3 separate regions of the Mus musculus genome follow, and all the other regions are linked to region 2. The links are chromatin contacts, found by Hi-C or POLR2A ChIA-PET in ENCODE. All regions are on one chromosome and are shown on one strand. Each heading gives the region's core, a stretch centred on a gene start or an enhancer-like site at or near the end of the contact. The rest is flanking DNA. Distances are from core to core; before and after follow the strand shown.

What was found. A loop is a pair of places that touch in the nucleus more often than their neighbours do. ChIA-PET counts read pairs that join two places held with the same protein, here RNA polymerase II (POLR2A).
Region 1: POLR2A ChIA-PET joins it to region 2 with 14 read pairs in embryonic stem cell. The contact joins two enhancer-like sites. A Hi-C loop is called at or near these places in 7 of 37 maps with a recorded cell type or tissue (T-helper 17 cell, mouse embryonic stem cell, mouse trophoblast stem cell and 1 more). POLR2A ChIA-PET finds 5 or more read pairs at or near these places in 4 of 5 experiments (Patski and embryonic stem cell).
Region 3: POLR2A ChIA-PET joins it to region 2 with 19 read pairs in embryonic stem cell. The contact joins the promoter of Fos here to the enhancer-like site in region 2. A Hi-C loop is called at or near these places in 9 of 37 maps with a recorded cell type or tissue (CH12.LX, T-helper 17 cell, adrenal gland and 3 more). POLR2A ChIA-PET finds 5 or more read pairs at or near these places in 4 of 5 experiments (Patski and embryonic stem cell).

Annotation. Positions count from the first base shown.
Region 1 is chr12:85,490,907-85,493,606 of GRCm38, reverse strand. No RefSeq gene overlaps it. Among named protein-coding and RNA genes, the nearest start is that of Fos, 18 kb to the right of the region's middle. Within about 2 kb of position 1,351, at least 1 of the 3 ENCODE cell types and tissues checked has a DNase peak (open chromatin) inside an H3K27ac peak, as active enhancers do.
Region 2 is chr12:85,396,090-85,398,789 of GRCm38, reverse strand. No RefSeq gene overlaps it. Among named protein-coding and RNA genes, the nearest start is that of Gm29709, 11 kb to the left of the region's middle. Within about 2 kb of position 1,254, at least 1 of the 3 ENCODE cell types and tissues checked has a DNase peak (open chromatin) inside an H3K27ac peak, as active enhancers do.
Region 3 is chr12:85,472,441-85,475,140 of GRCm38, reverse strand. Fos (FBJ osteosarcoma oncogene) reads right to left here and starts at 1,251. Exons shown (of 4, transcript NM_010234.3): 1 at 961-1,251; 2 at 1-206. The coding sequence starts at 1,101.

The sequences.
Region 1 (2,700 bases), core at 102-2,601, 95 kb before region 2:
CAGCACTTGGGAGGCAGAAGCAAGAGAATCTCTGAATCCAAGGGCAGCCTGCTCTACAGAGTGAGTTCCATGATAGCCTAGGCTACACAGAGAAACCTTGTCTCAAAACCCAGGGAAAGGAGGGGGCGGGGAGAGAGAGAGAGAGAGAGAGAGAGAGAGAGAGAGAGAGAGAGAGAGAGCCAAAACCCATAAATCCAGTTCAAAAATTAGGGGGTGGAGAGAAGCAAAGAAGGCTAGGGGTGTAATTCAACAATTACACTTGCCGAGCTTGTGCAAGACTCTGAGTTTTAATGTTCAGCCCCACAAAAGCAAAACAAAAGAAAGGAAAAACACCCCCAAAACACTAATAAACAATGAAAAAAAGTGCAAAGAACTGAATGGAGAAGTCTCCAATGAAAGCTCATGAAAAAGAGCTCAAGGTCACCACTAGGCACCAAGGCCACCTTAACCCATCAAAATGTTCTTGACAAGTTTACTGAGGCCCTAAAGAGGGGACCCTGCAGCAGCTCTGGAAAGCTGTGTGGCCATTCCTCAGAAAAACATAAAAACAATATGTGATGCAGAAATTCTACTTTTTACTTTTTTGTTTTGTTTTTCGAGACAGGGTTTCTCTGTGTAGCCCTGGCTGGCTGTCCTGGAATTTACTTTGTAGACCAGGCTGGCCTGGAACTCAGAAATCCGCCTGCCTCTGCCTCCCGAGTGCTGGGATTAAAGGCATGCACCACCACTGCCCAGCTTAGAGATTCTACTTCTGAACATATACTCAAACGATCTGAGGCAGATCACCTGGCAACGTATCTATCTGCACCCGGGTTAAATATCAACAACATTCACAAAGGGGGAAAAAAAAAAAAGAAGCAACCCGGAGTGTCCATCAACAATAGAAATAAGATGGTGAATACTATTTGTGTGGCTTACCATGACTTTTTAATTGGGGGGGGGGGGGTGTGAAGGGGACAACTACAGAAACGAGGAAGTCATAACGCATTCCTGACTTGAAAATTTTCCAACCTTAAAAGGGAGTACGCAGCGCAAAACAGCAGAGCCTGCTGGAAAAAAAAGGCTCCGTAGCTGAGGGTAGCGTCCAGCCCCAGGATCCTTCTGTTCCAGCAATTCCTCTCCTGAAGTCAGAGGTCCTCAACAGGGTGAGTGAGTTCCTCACAGTGAATGTGCTTGCTCCTCAGCCTTTAGCAAAAGAGCCCCCACACACACACACACTCCCACCCTCCCCCCAACCCCCAGCCCACAAGAATTTTGTCCTTGTCATATCCCAAAATTACCAGAAGGGGGCGCAGCGACTCAATATTAAGGTGGAAATCACAGCACCGCAGCGTAAGCAGCGGGAGAAAGACCTGGAACTGGTTAAGTAGAGCCCACAGCTCCCTGCTCCAATCAGCTCCTTAGTCAGTCAGTCATCCGTCAAGTTAGAATCGAAGCGTTTCCGCAGAAGGGTAGGGGGCATTTTACAGGTCTCAAATGAACTGGTTTGTTCTCCTTCCTTAAACGCCCACTGGGAGCCTGCAACACACCAACAGTGAACAAAAACAGATCCCACCCTCAGCCCCAAAACACACACACACACACACACACACACACACACCATGCTTAGCACCTGAAGACGATGTTAAACAACACTTCAGTGCGCCTCGGTTTTGCCTGTGTCCCATCTTGGGGTCAGATGCAGAATTCTGCATTGAGGCCTCGATGTTTTGGTGGTTTGGGGGGGGGGGGGTGATGGGTTTTTGTTTCTTTTGTTTTTTCTTACCTAACTCAGGCTAGTTTCAAACTTATCTTGTAGTTTGAAGGAGCCTTGAACTTGTGATCCTCTTCCTGCCTCCACCTCTCCAGTTCTGGGATTTCAGACATGTGTCTGTGCCAACAGACCTGCTTGTGTACAGAGTTCGGTTCAAGCCCCCCATCACTAGAAGAAAAAGCCAAGCTAAAGCCAAAAAGAAAGAAAGAAAGAAAAAAAGAAAGAAAGAAAGAAAGAAAGAAAGAAAGAAAGAAAGAAAGAAAGAAAGAGGGAGGGAGGGAGGGAGGGAGGGAGGGACAGAGGGAGAGAGAGAGAGAGAGAGAGAGAGAGAGAGAGAGAGAGAGAGAGAGAGAGAGAGAGAGAAAGGCAGGCAGACACATCACTCTGGGCTGAGGTGGTACACACCATTAATCCCAGCACTCAGGAGGCAGAGGCAGGGAGATATCTGAGTTCCAGACCAGCCTGGTCTACAGACTGAGCTCTAGGACAGCCAAGGCTACAACAGAGAAACCCAATTTCAAAAAACAAAACAAAACACTCAAGTAGTCATTGGAAAGTTAGAGTGAAAACTGTTGACAAAGAATTACAATCATTTTTAACTTTCTGTATATATTCACTATCTGAATTTTCAAAGGGTGTGGTTTTTTTTTTTTTTTTTTTTTTTTGGAAAGAAAGGGCAAGGCAAATTATGCTGTCCTCTATCTTAAAAAAAAAAATCTGCTCTGCTTGATAACATTTTAAAATATCTTCTAAGCATTGCGTGCTCACCAGAAACAACCAAAAAACCAGCCATGAAGAACAGACCAGTGAAGAGAAGAAAAAGACCAGCATTTCCCCTCCAGTGCACAACCAGTATCTGCACCCTCACGGCCTTGAAAGCTGGCTGTGTTGGTTTGTTCGTTTTGATTTTGTGGGGCTTGCTTGCTTGCTTGTCTCCTTCCCACAAA
Region 2 (2,700 bases), core at 5-2,504:
GATTCCGGAGAGCACAAGGGTTATCACTAGTGTGACTAGCTTCTTCCCACTGAGCCATCTCCCTGGCCCCTCACCTTCCTGTTAACCTCTAGGTTTGCTTGGGTTACCGGTCTCAAGGTGTGATGCTCATCTCTATATTGGCAGGAGAGCATTTTAGGCTAGGGAGTGCCGGGTGCCAACAAATGTGCATTTACTTATGTGTACTGGAAGGTAGCCTATCAGATCTGATTTCATGGATTGGTGACTTCATGAATATCTTGTTTATAGAGAGGTTTGAAGTGATTGCTATGGCAAAGCACAGTCATTAATTTAATGAAAATATGAAATAAATAACAGATGGCACACGAATTTGGCAAAAAATCATGAGGATGGTGGTATTCAAATGACTGAAAATTAGAAATCCTTTCCTAGTTATGGATTCTAAGCTCCCTTGCTATAAACATGGGAAGGAACAAGTTGAGATCAAATGACCTGCCTATACCTAACACCAGACTTCCATGCCTAGAGAGCACCATCCTTTTGAACTCCTGCTATTCCTGAGAAGTCAACAGTGCTGTGACATCCTAGAAAGAACACTCAGAACCTATGGCTTGTCACGAGTCGAGACTCAGAGACATTCATCAGCGGGACCAAGGGGCGGTGGAGGAGGAGAAATTGCAAAATGAGCCTGGCTCCTAGAACAGTATGTCTTCAGCACATAGCTATCAGTTCAGAAATACCAGACATAGGTGTGTTTGCTATGGAGGCTTAGCTACAGTAAGAGGAAGGGTGTGACCTGGGATTGTTGTCCTCAAAGGAAAAACTGACAAGCCATCACCCTGGAGCTCCAAGTTAAGAGCCATAAGCCCCAGACACACTAACAAAATAAATCAAGTGCTTAGAGCCACTAAAGCTCTCTGTCCTTGTCCTTGTCCTAAAGACCTCAGAAGAGATCCTGCAGATTAGTGACTCTAATACAATGAGCACAGATTGCAAGTACTCCAAAGCTATGTCATGATAATACTTAATTGCAACAGCAAGAGATAAGATGGAAAAAAAAAAAAACTGGACTAAAGGACATTTAGGGAAAAAAAAATGTCTAATAGGCCAGTGACTCCCAAGACCGATGTCCAGCTAGCTACAGAACAATCTCCACTACGCCGCCTGTCTCAGGAGGACAACAGGCAAGTACATTAAAATTGATAACACCAGGTCAGGCTTGATAGCGTGAGTCCGGAGTCTCTCCTGCTCAGGAGGCGGAGACAGCCGGATTGCTTAAGCCCCAGAACTGTGGGGCAACACCATGAGGTTTGTTCTCAGAACAACAGAACATTTCTAACATAACTAGCATAACATTTTCAGGCAACACCCAGAAATTGTTCTAATGGCTGAAGACAAGTTTCTGGGGTTCACCTTTTTAACAGCTGTTCAAATGTCCAGTCAAGTTTGCAAACTACGCGTGGAGCCCTTGAGCCTTGTTCGGAAGTTGCTTCCACCACACACAGCCTTGTTCGTTTCTCAGCGGCTGTCAGCTCTGACGGCTTTCCAACTTCTCTCCCGTCCTTTCGCTAGCTCGTGTTTTTGAGTCAGAATCTCACATGTCTGTTGCTCAGGCTGCCCTGGAACTCCCTATAACTGTAGGGTCCAAACGGGACTCAAACTTCTGGCAATCCTCCTGCCTCGATCTCCTGAGTGCTGGGATTACAGGTGCTCTCACTGCCTCCTCCAGCTTTATTTTCTCTCTGAACACTGCAGCCAAATCAATCCCTCTAAAGGACAGTAAAGTGAAAAAATGGATCAGAGAGCTGGCTCAGCAGGAAAGGTGCCTGCCGATGTTCAGCCCCCAGGACCCACATGATGGAAGGGAACGCCTTTAATCCCTGCACTGGGCAAGCAGAGGCAAGCAGATCTCTGAGGCCAGCCTGGGCTACAGATTGAGCTCCAGGACAGCCAGGGATACAGAGAAACCCTGTCTTGAAACAAACAATGACAAAGAAATATCCATTTCTTTGTTTCTAACTGTTTTGAAACATAGTTATTAGTACCTAAATTTCTTTCAGCATCTGACCTTTTAGAAAGCATTCTTCTGGGGAGCTAGAGGGATGGATTTAAAAAGCTGTCTGTCTTTTCCTAATTTGCAGAATCCTAGAGGCCAGTCCATCCCAGATCCTATGAGAGAGGCACACGGCCCAACATGAGCACATGGACTTTCTCTTGGGAATATGTATTTTAGGAAGGATTTAGAAATGGAGATGGCTATTAAAGGTGGCTCTCTACAATGTAGACTCTCCAGGTTGTCCTTACATGGTATTTAATGGCTCTGTGTTAAGCCTTAATTTAAGCCTGTGTATACCAGTGTCCTTTAGCAGACTAGGAAAAGGCTTGCGTTTTATAGGTAAAGATCTCTAACCCATCTCTGTAAGGGTCCACACTTTGTGGCTTGATGTAAGTGAAGGTTTAAGATAGAGGCCAGAACTGATGAGTCTATTGCCTGATTGTCTTTAGAGAGATCTCAGATCTTGTGTAGCCAAGGCTGACCTCGAACTCTTGGTTCTCTTGTCTCCACCTTCCTAGTGCTGGGACTGTAAGTGTATACCAGCCAGGCAACTGCGCCTCCTGAAAGTTAAGGGCTCTCAATAGTACAGTTCCCCTACTGAAGCCAGACTCCTCTGGGCTATGCAATTTGGTTTAGAAAAGGTTCCTAAGTGTCTTCAGGAGATC
Region 3 (2,700 bases), core at 2-2,501, 76 kb before region 2:
GACACGGTCTTCACCATTCCCGCTCTGGCGTAAGCCCCAGCAGACTGGGTGGGGAGTCCGTAAGGATGGGGCGCTCTGGTCTGCGATGGGGCCACGGAGGAGACCAGAGTGGGCTGCACCAGCCACTGCAGGTCTGGGCTGGTGGAGATGGCTGTCACCGTGGGGATAAAGTTGGCACTAGAGACGGACAGATCTGCGCAAAAGTCCTGAAACAAAACAAAAAGAGGAAAGCGGAGGTGAGCGAGGAGGTTCCAGACACAGGTGGAGCAAGTGGCCCTAGTGTCGCATGAAGCAGGGAGAGAGAAGCATTCCGGTCAGAGACTGCTTATGTCTTCCTGTATGCACCTCATCGGAGATAAAAGCTCTCCCAATATCCTCCCTTGAATTCCGCAGCGCAGCCTTTCTCCTCCATCCTACTGCTGCGTTCCCGTTATCCCTTCGGCATCACTCGCTCGAAAGGGGGTTTGTTATAAATATCCCTGACGTCTGCGCTGACGCAGGCGCTGCTCCGGAGTCTCCAGAATGAACTCGCTTTTTATCAATGAAACTGCCTTACACACCCGCCCGCAGCACCCTCCTCCCTCCTCCCTCCTCCCTGCTCCAGGCTGCCCCGGGAGGGGGGATTGCCGCGGTTTGCCGCCTCCCAAACTCTAGTTAGCGACTCTTTGCTCGAGACTTGTTGGCCCCGGCTGATCTCAGAAACAAGTCGGCCGAGAGAAGAATGCAGGCAGGCCACTCAGAATAAACCTGCCGCGCGGGAAGGGGTCACTAAGTCTTACTATGACAAGTGTGCACGCGCTCAGACAAGTCCTGGGTTCCCAGGCTAAGGCTGCTCTGACCGCGCCAGTCTCCCTCCAGAGCGAAAAAGGAAGACCCCCCCGCCCCTGCGAGTCACACCCCAGTGTCTCCTCCACGGCGACCCTCAGCGCGGACCTGGCGGCTACACAAAGCCAAACTCACCTGTGTGTTGACAGGAGAGCCCATGCTGGAGAAGGAGTCGGCTGGGGAATGGTAGTAGGAAAGGCTGTCCCCGGCCGGGGAGGCGCTACTGCAGCGGGAGGATGACGCCTCGTAGTCGGCGTTGAAACCCGAGAACATCATGGTCGAAGTTTGGGGAAAGCCCGGCAAGGGGTCCAGGGGTAGACACTGGTGGGAGCTGCAGAGCAGAGCTGGGTGGGAGCGCGGTCACTGCTCGTTCGCGGAACCGCCGGCTCTATCCAGTCTTCTCAGTTGCTCGCTGCAGTCGCGGTTGGAGTAGTAGGCGCCTCAGCTGGCGCCTTTATAGAAGCGCTGTGAATGGATGGACTTCCTACGTCACTGGGCGGAACTGGAAGGGGGGGGAAGCGCGCCCCAAGGCCCTCTGCGGGCGCTCTGTCGTCAACTCTACGCCCCAGGCTTTCAACCCCCGTCTTGGCATACATCTTTCACCTATGAGTGTTCACATTTGGGATCTTAGGGGGTCTCCTAGACCTTCCGCGTGTAGGATTTCGGAGATGGTCCCCCCCCCAGAACAACAGGGACCGGCCGTGGAAACCTGCTGACGCAGATGTCCTAATATGGACATCCTGTGTAAAGGAGGGAGGGATTGACGGGAACAGCTCGCCGGCTGCAGCCAACTCTGAGGGTGCAGCGCAGGGGGGGAACCGGGGCCGCGGCCGGGGGAGGGGAGGCGGGAAAGGCAGAGAAGGCGAGCGAACATTCGCACCTGATTCAATGTGGACCCGGTTCCCAGGGTCAAGGGATGAGACCCGGGTCATTGTCCAGCAATCTGGAACTTTTTTTTTTTTTTTGAGTCTCTGGTATTAGGAGAAGCAAGTACGCAGCCTTAAAGGCTCGAAGCCTCTGTTCCTAAAGGAAAGCTTGCCCACATCAGCCCCCCATCCCAAATCAGTGCAGAGAAGAAAAAGGGGGGGTCAGCTTCTCAGCCCCTCTCTCCAGCTCCTTGCCTGGAGAAACTTTAGGACTGAGGTTGGAAGCAGCAAGTGAAGGATTGTAAATAAGTGTACAATAACCTGATTTAACTACAGTACTGGGTTCATTCATAAATTCGTGTTTTAAAGGACGGCAGCACCTACTCCCCGACCCTTAGCCACTTAGAGCTATCAAGGCGACAGTCCCCGTTGACACTGACGGATAAACATTGTGCAAAACCACCCTACAAGTATGCCTGAAGGGGTCGTATGTTTAGTTTTGAGCTGAGACCAGAGGGCGAGTCGGGGCAGGGGGGGAGCTCAGAATTACAAAGTGAGGTGAGCTCGGGGGGGGGGGGGGAGGAGAAAGCAAGTCGGTGCTGGGGAGATGGGGGTCTGAATACGTGCAGCCTGGAAACTGCGCTTACAAGGAACCCGCCTGCAGCGGGTGATTTTCCAGATCGGACTTGGGAAGGGGGGTGGGGGCGCAGAGGGGACGGGAAGAAAGGTTCCCAGCTGTGCCGAGATTTTGGCGTCTGGGACCTGAGAACAGCTTTGAGTCTTGGAAGATGGAACTTTGAAGAGGTCAGGTGCTTCAGTGTAGAACAAACACACCCCTACTTGCCCTCGGCCTCCTGTCCTTCCGCAGAGGACAAGCCGGGTTAGACTGACTGGGCCGGTCACCTCTGGGATAGGAAACCGCAGATCCTCGCAGAACTCATGTGTCCCCCTCGTCTCCATTCTGAGGGTCCCAAGGGTCAAGCCAAACGGTGGGCATTCCAAGACGGAC